Regions from separate parts of the Mus musculus genome. Here region 2 is linked to region 1. Evidence: chromatin loops called from intact Hi-C (ENCODE). Cell type or tissue: left cerebral cortex. All regions are shown on one strand. Each heading gives the region's core, and the rest is flanking DNA. Links, peaks and the distances in the headings are about the cores only.

Evidence for each region. Peaks named below come from ENCODE experiments on the same cell type or tissue, not always from the same donor. Only the 100,000 strongest peaks of a DNase experiment are listed, where the experiment ranks them.
Region 2: it touches region 1 in a loop (2.1-fold over the local background); 2 of 42 quality-filtered maps call a loop at or near these places.

Annotation. Positions count from the first base shown.
Region 1 is chr12:119,448,190-119,453,653 of GRCm38, reverse strand. Macc1 (metastasis associated in colon cancer 1) reads right to left here. Exons shown (of 4, transcript NM_001163136.1): 3 at 3,221-3,409. Among named protein-coding and RNA genes, the nearest start is that of Macc1, 7.5 kb to the right of the region's middle. In left cerebral cortex, for the core only: no CTCF peak of the experiment used is centred there; a DNase peak (open chromatin) is centred at 3,331.
Region 2 is chr12:119,227,375-119,232,838 of GRCm38, reverse strand. All of the region lies in intron 1 of Itgb8 (integrin beta 8), which reads left to right. Among named protein-coding and RNA genes, the nearest start is that of Itgb8, 8.2 kb to the left of the region's middle. In left cerebral cortex, for the core only: a CTCF peak has its summit at 2,100 (motif pointing left); no DNase peak of the experiment used is centred there.

The DNA.
Region 1 (5,464 bases), core at 348-5,347:
TAGTTGATACTAACTTTCACAGAAAAAAGTTAGCATTTTCTTACCTCTTTGTATAGTATAAACATATTTTCTGAAGGAAACATTTTTCTTTAAAATATGTTTCCCATGGGCTAAAGAGATAGCTCAGCAGTTAAGATCACTGACTTCTCTTACAGAGGACACAGGTTCAATTCCCCGCACCCACCTGGAGATTGACAATAATCTGTAAAGGTCAGTTCCAGGGAATCTGATACCAAATATGGCTTCCACAGGCACCAGACACGCATTTGGTGCATAGACAAACATACAGGCAAAACATCCACTCATATGCATAATATAAAACCAAGCCTTTTAAAAACCTACAAAATAATTTTTAAAATGTGTTTTGCTTATATCCATTTGGTTGGTTCTAAACATTATGGTTTTTCATTAATAAAGTAGTTGTAGTAACTTAGAAGATAATTTGAGTTGTTCTTTATTTTTTAAAAAAAAAAAGTGATATTCTCAGAATTCTCCAAAGAAAGACTTTTCCTTCACTTAGAAAGGAAGACTGAATGGTCAAAAGCATTAAAATGCATGTGAAAGGCACATTCGGTATCTCCCTTCTTCAATCAGCTTGAGGCTTGATAAAAATCAGGTGAATTTTGGAAGTGACACAATCCCATTATTGCTCAACTGAGTACTGGGAAAACCAGCTGATATTTCCAGGTTCTGTATTACAGAGGACAGAACTGTACCAGGGGCACAGTCAGAGGTAGAAATAGAGATTACTAAGAGAAGTAGGCCAGAGGGATGGGAAAGCTGTAGCCCTAGGTCATTAGAGTCAGTGAAGTAATACCTTTCTTTCACTTCTGAAGACTGTGGTTTTTCCCTCACACAGGTTCTGTGGCCAGAAGGAGGGTCTTCCAGTGGTTCTATCAACTGGTTTCTTTCCCTACACTAATTTTATGAGTTTCTAAGTTAATCCCCCACCACATTAATGTCTCTTGAAAAAAGGAAAATAAAAAAGGAAAGAGGAAGCGAGTAGACTAATCCTCCAGCCCTGAACACACCATCTTGGATTCCAAGTGCAGAGTTGAATGCTCAGTCTTGAAGCAAAAGGTCTTTGTTGCACAGTTAGCTTTAGGACATGTTAATTCTAGTAGTCTACATGCTGGGTGAATTTTTTGTGGCCCTCATATGTTTTGTTACTTTAAATACCATACTTCTTATATTATTCCTAAAACAGTACCCAATCCAGATAAGTGCCAAGTAATTGCAGAACATATTAAAAATAAACAAAAAGAAGAAAAACAAGTTGAAAAGGAGGGAAACAGGGCAAGTGTGGGTATTGACATCCCGGGAAATCTCGTGCCAGACTGAATGACCGGATAAAAGGAAAGTAGTGAAGAAACACTAAAGTGGTGTTTCCTTGCCCAAAGCCAGGTAACCCACAGCACTTTCACTCAGAACTGTTCATAAATCAGCTACTGACTTGTCAAAATGGTCATGTTTAAGATCCTTCTCCTTTCAAGGAGAATAAAACTCTTCAAGGACATTTTAAGGATATGGAAATGAGCATACATTGCCCCTTTAAGTGGCCTAACTGGTAAAATTTGTCTATAGGACATTTAAAGTGGCTTCAGGACAAAATGCTCTGGAGTTTACCTAGGTTATAACATGTGTCAGATACTAGCTGTTAGTATTAGTTACAAGGAATTGAATTGTTGCCTCTAGAAAACATCTAGGGGCTTTTTCTTTTGCTTATGACAAGATTTTATCAGCCTTAGACATAGACTTAGGCACTTATGATTTGGGCTGGGTGAAAGTAAATAATGGAAAATAGGCCTGTGTCAAGATTTTAGACAAACAATAAACACAATTAGAGAGAATCCAGATGCTTAGGAGGGCTGGCAGGGTAAATAGCTCTCCAGTAAGTCTAAACAAAATTCTTAAAAAAAAAAAGCCCTATTACAAACAAAAGAAGTAAAGCTTTAAATTAGACAGCTTTTTAATTGGTTAACTGAAATGCCAGGACCACAGCAGCATAATTCTCATAATACTCTTTTCTCAGCCTGATTTTTCAACTCACTTAGAAAACATGTAAGTTCGTCTTGTGTGCTATGTTCATGCTAGAGTCTGCTCATTAATAGGCTGTAATTCCTTTCTAGGGTTACAGGTATACATGCAGCTCATAAGTAAGGCATATGTGTCCAGTCTCTGGTCTCTCCTAGATAGAGTTTTGTTTACAAGTCTTTGCCTGTGGGCTGAGTTTCAGGGATTCAGCAGCTGTCCAGCTGACAGCTGCCGGAAGGCATTAACTGATTTAACTGACTGAACACCTCCTGGAAAGTCTGCAACCTGGTCACCCAACAGAACTGTGGCTTTACAGTAGGAAGAGGAATCTCCAAAGTAAATATCACGTGTATGACTCAAAATGACAAAGAACATGCAGCTGGTGCTTCTAACATCACCATCTCAAAACAGAAATTGACTTTAACTAAAATCTCTTGAAAAAGTTTTAACATTTTAAAAATATTTTAACTTTAAAAAATATTTCATCACTGTAAATATTTTTATTTAATTCAATGAAAATTAGATCAAATCACTTTTAAGGAAATCTAAAGAAATATGTGTATGCTCTGTGCATAGCAGAATCCACATAAACCTGGTACGAACAGGTTTTCTTTTCTTTTTTTTTTTTTTGTTTTTTTTCAAGGTTTTCTGATAAATATCTTTGTATTAAATGCTTTTGTTCTATGTATGGAATTTATAGTTCTTATTGTGCATAGAATTCCCAGAGGTGACATGACTCTTGTCAGTCATTTCTAGGGGCCCCAAATCATCCACCCTCCTCATATTCATCATTAATCATTTATGATTTGTCATAAATGATTAAGTTTGTATAGTGATGTTGATTAGTATATCTTGTGTTGGTTGACTTAATTGATATTATTGTTTGACTTCAACCTATTTTATGACTTCCATTCTTGTGGACTTGTGTCCTCATTGTCCTGATGTAATAGATTAATTTAATCAAAAGCTATGTTAATATGAAATCCAACGAGAGAAACATGAATGAGCTTTTTATAAGTATGATATATTTCAGACATGTCCAAAAGTATTATCTAGATGGTAACCTCAGTTAGTAGGTCTTTCTGAATGTTCTTTCATTTATTCATGAATATGGAGAAGACTAGTTCGCATTTTCTTTACTTGCCTGTAGTCAGTCAGCATTCAATGGAATATATGAAAATCTTACCTCTGCTGAAACATCTCCAGATTTTCCTCGGTGAGGAATTTCATATGCCTGCATCTGATGCTTAGTGAGTCCTGCAGATTTCTCAGCAAGTTCCCTCCAGCTTCTTCCAAGTTTCACAGCTGAAGTCAGAATAACAGCCTCTTGGATAAGATGTGCCACTAACTCTTGGCAATCCATTTTTAGCAGAGCCTGGGGCAGCAAGTATGGATCATATTTAGAAACAACTCATTGATTTTTTTCCCTCTAAACTATAATTTGCATTATGTATTTTAGAAATCTGAATCCCTTTCCCCACCACACATATAGTTGAGGTTTTTAAACTCAGAATGCTGATTCACGTTTTAAAAAAATTCAACAAGCAACTACAGTGATCATAACTATTCTAGAGTTAGAGGAAAGTTTTTATAGCCTCAGTAGCTAACCATAGGATCATGGATAAACCAGTTTACTGATATATGTCTTAATCCCTTAATGGAACAATATCCACCCTTTATCAGTACCCATGACTCCAGCAATTAATAATTTCTGAATCTAGAGGTAATTACCTATTTTCCAATAAAACTTATCCCTTGCCCTACCAGAGGATTAATATAGAATCTATTTCAACTACATTTTTCTAGAATCATGTTTATTGAATAGATATTATGATACTCCTTTAATTTTGAACAAAGCCACAGAAGTTTCTGAGTTTAAATCACTACTAATGTGATTCTGTTAATATAAACCAAAAGGTAATAAAAGTGAACACTCTCATACAATGGGAAAGTGAAATGTTATCAGACTATTTTTTAATTGTTCATGTCTCTACCTTGTCTCAGGCAAGTCTAAGAGGTTTTTTTTTTATGTTTTGAGGAATATATATATATATATATATATATATATATATATATATATCCGTAAACATGCTTGGCACTTCCTCATTATGTAAGGATACCTAGGGGTTTTATCCTACCTATATAAAAGAGTAAATAAAACTAAATTAATAAAAAAGCACCAATTAAAATGCACTAACATCCCCATGAGACCTATAGTTAGAAATAGTCAGATATAGTTAGAAATAGTCAGATAGACTGTAGTCAGTTCTATTGACCCCTCTATTTATACTGATAAGTGGTAGCCCCAGTAAGAAGCAATCTCCAAAGTACACTTGAGTTTTTGTGGCAAGAATAATTTCGTAAGAAATATTTGCTGTATCTTTGCAATGCTTTTTATAATGGATATGGTGACAGTACAATTCTGTCTAATCTTCTAGAATTAAGATAAAAATCATATGCTGAAGGACTTTCAGAAATATCACATATTAAGTAGACAAAGGCAATCACTCTTAACTTCTCAAATTGGCCCATCAAGACACTGAGCAAGAAAAAATTACACAAAGAATGTTTGAATATTCAACTCTATATCACAGAAGGATCCATTGCTTTGCTAAAAGATAGCCAGGCCTAAGCCTCTTCCAGAAGGGTGTCTTAATGGCACCACTGAGGCTTAGCATTAGTTAAATGAGTCTCCACCAGATTGTTTAATCAGGACATTTATGATTTATTATTCCCTCCCCCAAATTCTGGTATGATCAGACCTAAATGTTCAGGTCATTAGAAAAAGATAATTTATTTTCAGCTGCTAAGAAAAGAAAGTAACTTCTTGTTTGTAGTTCTGTAGTCTGTGCTGAACATCTAAGTTACTAAAATAAAAGCTATTATAAAATGAATGCATGGCTTCTAGGAGGCAGAGAAGTTTCTAATATTCAATCACTTGGCCCATAGTCACTGAGAGCATAATAAATAACAACATAACATAACATAATAAAACTGTCCACTAGTTAACTAGATAAGTCTAAAGTTTTAACTGCTCTTGGTTGTTAGTATATTTCTTTAACATAAAAATTATTATTAATGTCACAGATTGAATTTACCCACCATTTTCTTCTTCTGTTTCCTGATTTATTAGAATTTACATTTTTACTGTCTCTGCCCACTGCCTGATTCATCATTTTTGTTCTTATAAGCATTGTTTTCATAGTTATTCTATTCAGTAAACTTACTAACATGTATTTACAATGTATTTAAGCACCCCCAACACATATACACACATTATTTAAATGTATTAGCATTTAGAAATTATTGGATATACGCATACAGCCATATGTTAATGTTCTTTAGAAATATCACCTTGATTTTTTTTACTATAACACTGAATTTCTGCTTTAAAACCAACTTTTTCATAATTCTCCTCAAGGTTTTTAAT
Region 2 (5,464 bases), core at 111-5,110, 220 kb after region 1:
TATACCTCTGCTTTTGAAAAGAGGGAGTTGATGCACAAGAGATGAACAGTGTGTACAACACATAGTCAGTATAAGGGAGAGCCAGATTTGAATTCCTTTATATAGCTTAACAATTCCTTAAAGAACTTTCTGGGTATTATATAAACATGTCTCTGTCACATTGGGAGTTTGGGCCACCACCATAGCATGAGTAATATAGGACCCTGTTGACTGTGCAAAGCAATCACAAAGATAGGATTTGGATTTTAGAATCATGGGTGGCTTCAAAACACGCCTCCTGGGGAAGCTCCGTTATTCCCAGCTTGTCTCACGTATACCTCACTGTGGAAAGGTTTCTCATGTAGGGGGAAAAACAGGTGGCTTAGTGGGGAACACCCTGTGGTAAAATATGCTTCCTTGTGGTCCCTTAGCTTTCCAATGTGTCAGCAAGAAGAAAAAGAATGAGCCTCTAAGGTCAATCAAAAGTACATATAGAAAGGCCAGGTGTTGTAGTTTATGCCCTTAATACTAGCATTGGGGAAGAAGAGGCAGGCAGATCTTTGTGATTTCGAGGCCAGCCTTGTCTACAAATTGAGTCCAGGACAGTCAGGGCTGTTACACTGAGAAAAAGCATAAAGCAAACAAACAAAGCAAACAGAAATTACTTATAGGAACAGATCTATGATGTGGTCAGATTATTAACCAACTTCGGCCTAGGTATGCTTCTAACTGCTACAGCAGCTGAAGTTCTACATCATTTCATATGTTTATATCAATTTTGGCTCATCAATGCTTAGTTACTAACCTGGATGTTCCATTGGCTGTTAATGATTTTCTGGTTGGGAACTTGGCAGTGTATGAAGCTCTCAAACTCACAGTCCAGGGTCACACGCATATATCACCTTTTCTTTGGTGTTTTCTTTCTTTTTTTCTTCTTAGCTTAATACATTCTTCAGTTTAGTTTCTCAGGGAAAATGTGACAGGAGATAGATGTTAGGATTTTTAAATTGATAACTATAATAAAATTTTCTTTTGCTTTTAAAGATAATAAAATCCTCACATAGTTCTATGTGGGGAAAAAATGTTTTGAATGAGACAGTAACAAGGCAATAGATAAGAGGTTGATACAGGTAAGATAAAAGTAAAATGGAGATTGATACTGAATAGAATAATTAAATGATAATGGGGATTCTTAAGATGTTTCTCAAAATGGAGATTTTTGTCTATATGGATCTAGTAAGCTCAGTAGGTAGAGAAAGCCTGAATGACCTGTCACAAAAAGGGCTCCTGCCTTGGATCCTCATTGCCTTGAGGCTCCTCAGTTGGGTGGCATACAGATCCCTTCCAGAATGGCCTCTGCCTCCATCCTCATTCATCCTTTTGACAGGATACACTATGACTGCTGATTCTGTCTTCAGAGCCTGGCACAATAGGTCCAATAAATCATTTGGAATAAATCACCTTGAATAATGTAAGAACAGTGAACAGTTGTAAAGTAAGTTAGTTCCTTACACATTAGTGCCTGATCCCCACTCAACTCCGACCCTTATATGAGCCTACAGAATAAGAGTTGTTTCTAAAAGTGGAGTTGCTTGTTTTGACTTTCCAAGTCTACCCCAGCAAGCAGTCTCTGGACCTTTGCAGCAGATCTTTACCAACATCAAAAGCTAAGACTCTGAATTATTGAATCTTAACTCCGTAAATTTGTTCTTCCTTAATTAGTTCTCACACGCTTCTTAGCATGGTTGGTAAGATAAGTATGAAAAGTAAGTCTACCCATTCCCTCTTGGTGCTGGCTTTAAAAACTACTTCATTTACAGCACACAAAAAAAGCAATAAATAGACAAATTATTCTCATCTACATTACCACTGTATGGCTTTTCTTAAGCCTCTGAGGTCATGAAAAGCACTACACTGAGCTTTAGAGTTAAAAGAATAAGAATGGTTAAGCTTTGAGAAGTATTTCTACAGGCCAGGAGGCCTCCTAAGCATGTGATGTGAAAATCTACTATTTCCTTATTGTTCCAGTTCTCTGTGCTAGGGGAAGTTACCAAATAACTTCTGAAAGTTCTCTTACTTAGCTAATAAGTGATGGAAACAGAATTTAGAGCTGAGTTTGACTCAGCACTCTGAATCATCATCATTGACTGCCATCTACAGGGGAGTGGAGATCCTCCCTGACCTTGTGAGACCTCCTTGTATCCTCTTCTGGTTACTCCCCAATCTGGCATGAATGGACCCATGGAGGGTACCCTTGTCTGTCAGTCACTTCTAGATTGTTTCTAAAATTCTTGACCTAGCTGCTTTCTGGGCCTTCTTACTGTGTCAAATCCAAGACAAACAGCCAAATATGGCTGGATGCCAGAGGAACAAGACAGAGCTTAGACACACAAGCTGCAGTTTTTGTGCAGGTAAATGACTGCCTCTTTGCATTGCAGAATGATTCTAGAGCTGGGAGGGAAAAGACTGACCCTGAGCTAGAGGTTTGAGAGCTTCATACACTGCCATGTTCCCAACCAGAAGTCAAAATTCATTTGTTAAGAGTTTAATTAACAAAACACCTGAGAAATAAACTGTAAGGAGGGAAGTGTGATTTGTCTTCAGACTTCAGATGTTCCCACCTTTATCTCTTTAGACACCCTGGGCAGGCTACTAGGGCAATGGGAATCTTTGGCAGAGAATGCTCACTTCATAGTAACCAGAACGAAGAGTGAGATGGGGGAGAAAGAAGAGACTGGGGTGAGGGAGCATGCTCTTGACCATAGACAAAAACAAGATCTGCCTTTCTTTAAGGACAAGTGACCTACTTCCTCCTTAAATAGGCTCTGTCTCCAAAAGGTCTGTTCAGATAGGAATTCTTCCATGGTTAATCCATTGATAAGATTAGCATGCTCATGATCTGATCACTACTCAGACTCTTACCTCTGGACTGTTGCATTAAGTACCAAGCCGGTAGCATGTGAGTCTTAAAGGAATGTTTTATATCTAAACCACAGTGAACTCCTTTGATTTAATGATTTCTTATTCTAGTTTGCAAGTATTAAATACTTGGCTTTGTTATGCCTGGTGTTGTTTGTATTCTGGCCTTGGCCTTGAAAAGTTACAGCAGACTTGCCTAATAGTTAAAATATTATTGGAGAGTGGGGCAGACAAGGATAGTACCAGAGTAAAGTACAGAAGTCTTTTATATTTTTCTACTTGCAGTAAAATCGAAGACATGAACTGGGTTCTTCCCTCTTGCAAATAGCATGCCTGTGAGAGCCGGTGTACAAATATTCTTAAATTAGTTTTACCTTTTATTTCCTAATAAGAGAATGAATGTGTAGTAGATAGCACCACACTGTTTTCAAGGAGTAAAGGAACTACTTTTCACTTCACTAATCAGAGTTGATGTCACCTTATTTTGACTTTCACAGTCAGTAAATCAGCATAATTTCCAGCCAAAGAAAACTGTAGTGAAAGTAAAAATGGCATCCAGTGGGATTAAATACATTAGTTAAAGTAATACCACCTTTCAACAGAAGAGCAGGGGTCAGTTCTTTCTAGGAAACAATGATACCAAACAAATATATTCAAATGATTTCAGTTATTTTTAAAGGCCCTTAATTAACTTAATTAAAATCCAAATCATTGACAGAAAATTACAAAGTAAATTACAATGGTCTTACCATGTATATTCTTTTTAAATTTTTATTAAATTGAAAGAAGTTATTTTACTTATTATTTATCCTGGGTATATGTGTGTGAATGTGAGCACCATTCATGAGTAAGAGGAAAACATGAGTAAGCCCGTTCTCCTGTTCCATTATGTGGGTCTTAAGTATTAAACTCAGATTGTCAGACTGCCTACTGCACATTTGTTCTTAAGGTAACTTTAAAAGATGTTTCATTTTGAATGGCATTTTTTTTTTACCATATCACATGTTAAAGCAGGATATAAGCGTTGAAGAAGTAACCTTTCATTCTGACCTTCCTAATGAGCCACCTATCATTACGGTAAGTGGTTTAGAAATGTGTTACCTCTTTCTACAAGGTATTTCATTATTTTGTTTTGCCTGAAAAATATGAATAAATTTGACAAAGAAAGAGTCTGTTGTAAGTATCTATGAGTGTGATTAGCCTAGAATGTTACCAAATACATCTCATTAAACAGAAGTAGCTGGGAAGGGCTGGGTTTAGCCAAAAATTCTGGATGGCCATAAGCCTGGGAATGTGGGGAGAAAGGATAGTAATAAAGACAGAAGAGAAGGATGGGACATAGACACAGTTCCACATGTGTCCTGCTAGGCACAGAAGATGGACACAGGGTTATTTCATGTTTTGAACAGCTTTAGATACTTTGGATTTACACTAATAGTTCAAGATATACTGATACAAAATGAAGCCTCCTGATCTATGTTCGTATACATAGGTCCAAAGCCCTTGGCTTGGAATTGAATGACAAGTACCTTTCTAGGTAGAAGCATTTTGCCTGATCTGAGCAAGGTCTATATACTCCGTAGTACTCTTTAGTAACTCTAGCAGGTATTGAGTAGGGGAGGGAGGCTTCTCATGGAATGAGCGATTACCTCTATCCTACAAAGGGACTTCTGAATATTTAAGAGATCTTAAAAGGAAAGTCATTAAAACAAAAACTCTAGTTCCTTTAAAAGAAGAAAGTTGACAGAATGTACCTTGTGAAGTGCCAAACTGGGGGTGCCTTTCCTAAGTGACTACTGGAGAGAAGCTAAGAAGCCAGGCTGGCTTTGCCTAGTCATGTAAGGTATTCATTGACTTCTGGGGAACAAAGAATACAAGAAAGTAGTAGGAAGGGCAGGGATTGCTGTAGAACTGGCTGTTCTAGTTGCAAACAAAGAAGTCATTGTAGCAAACTTTATTGTTTGCAGAGAAAAGATGGAGACAATCTCTTAATACAAGGCATACGTCCTTAAAAGGTATTCCTCTATTGTCTTTTTGTACATTTGGTTTGAATTTGTGTAATGAATTTAAAACATGTAGATTATAATTTGCAAAAGATAACCCTCTACACATGACATACTCTGGGAGAAAACTTCATCTGGATGGTTAACCCTGAAAACAACAAAGCAGCTCAACTCATGATAGAAGTCAGTTCCAGGAATCCTGAGTTTAGTTTTAAAAGGTCACTAACAGGTATGTTGGTGCTGATCCTTAATCCCAGCACATAGGAACCAGAGGCAGGTGTATAATCTGGGAGTTCAAGGCCAGCTAGATCTACATAGCAAGCTCCAGACCAGCTAAAGCTACACAGTGAAAACCAGTCTCAAAAACAAACAAAGAAACAAACAAAAAACTCCCAAACAACAACAAAACAAGACAAAAACCAAACTAACCAATCAAATAACAAAGAGGCCCCTTTCAATAAGCAGTTCAGTTCCAGCCAGCTCAAGTGACAGTCCAAAGGAAAGGTCTGATATATATATAGTCACAATACCAGAACTCTCTAAGTTGGTGATAAACATATAAG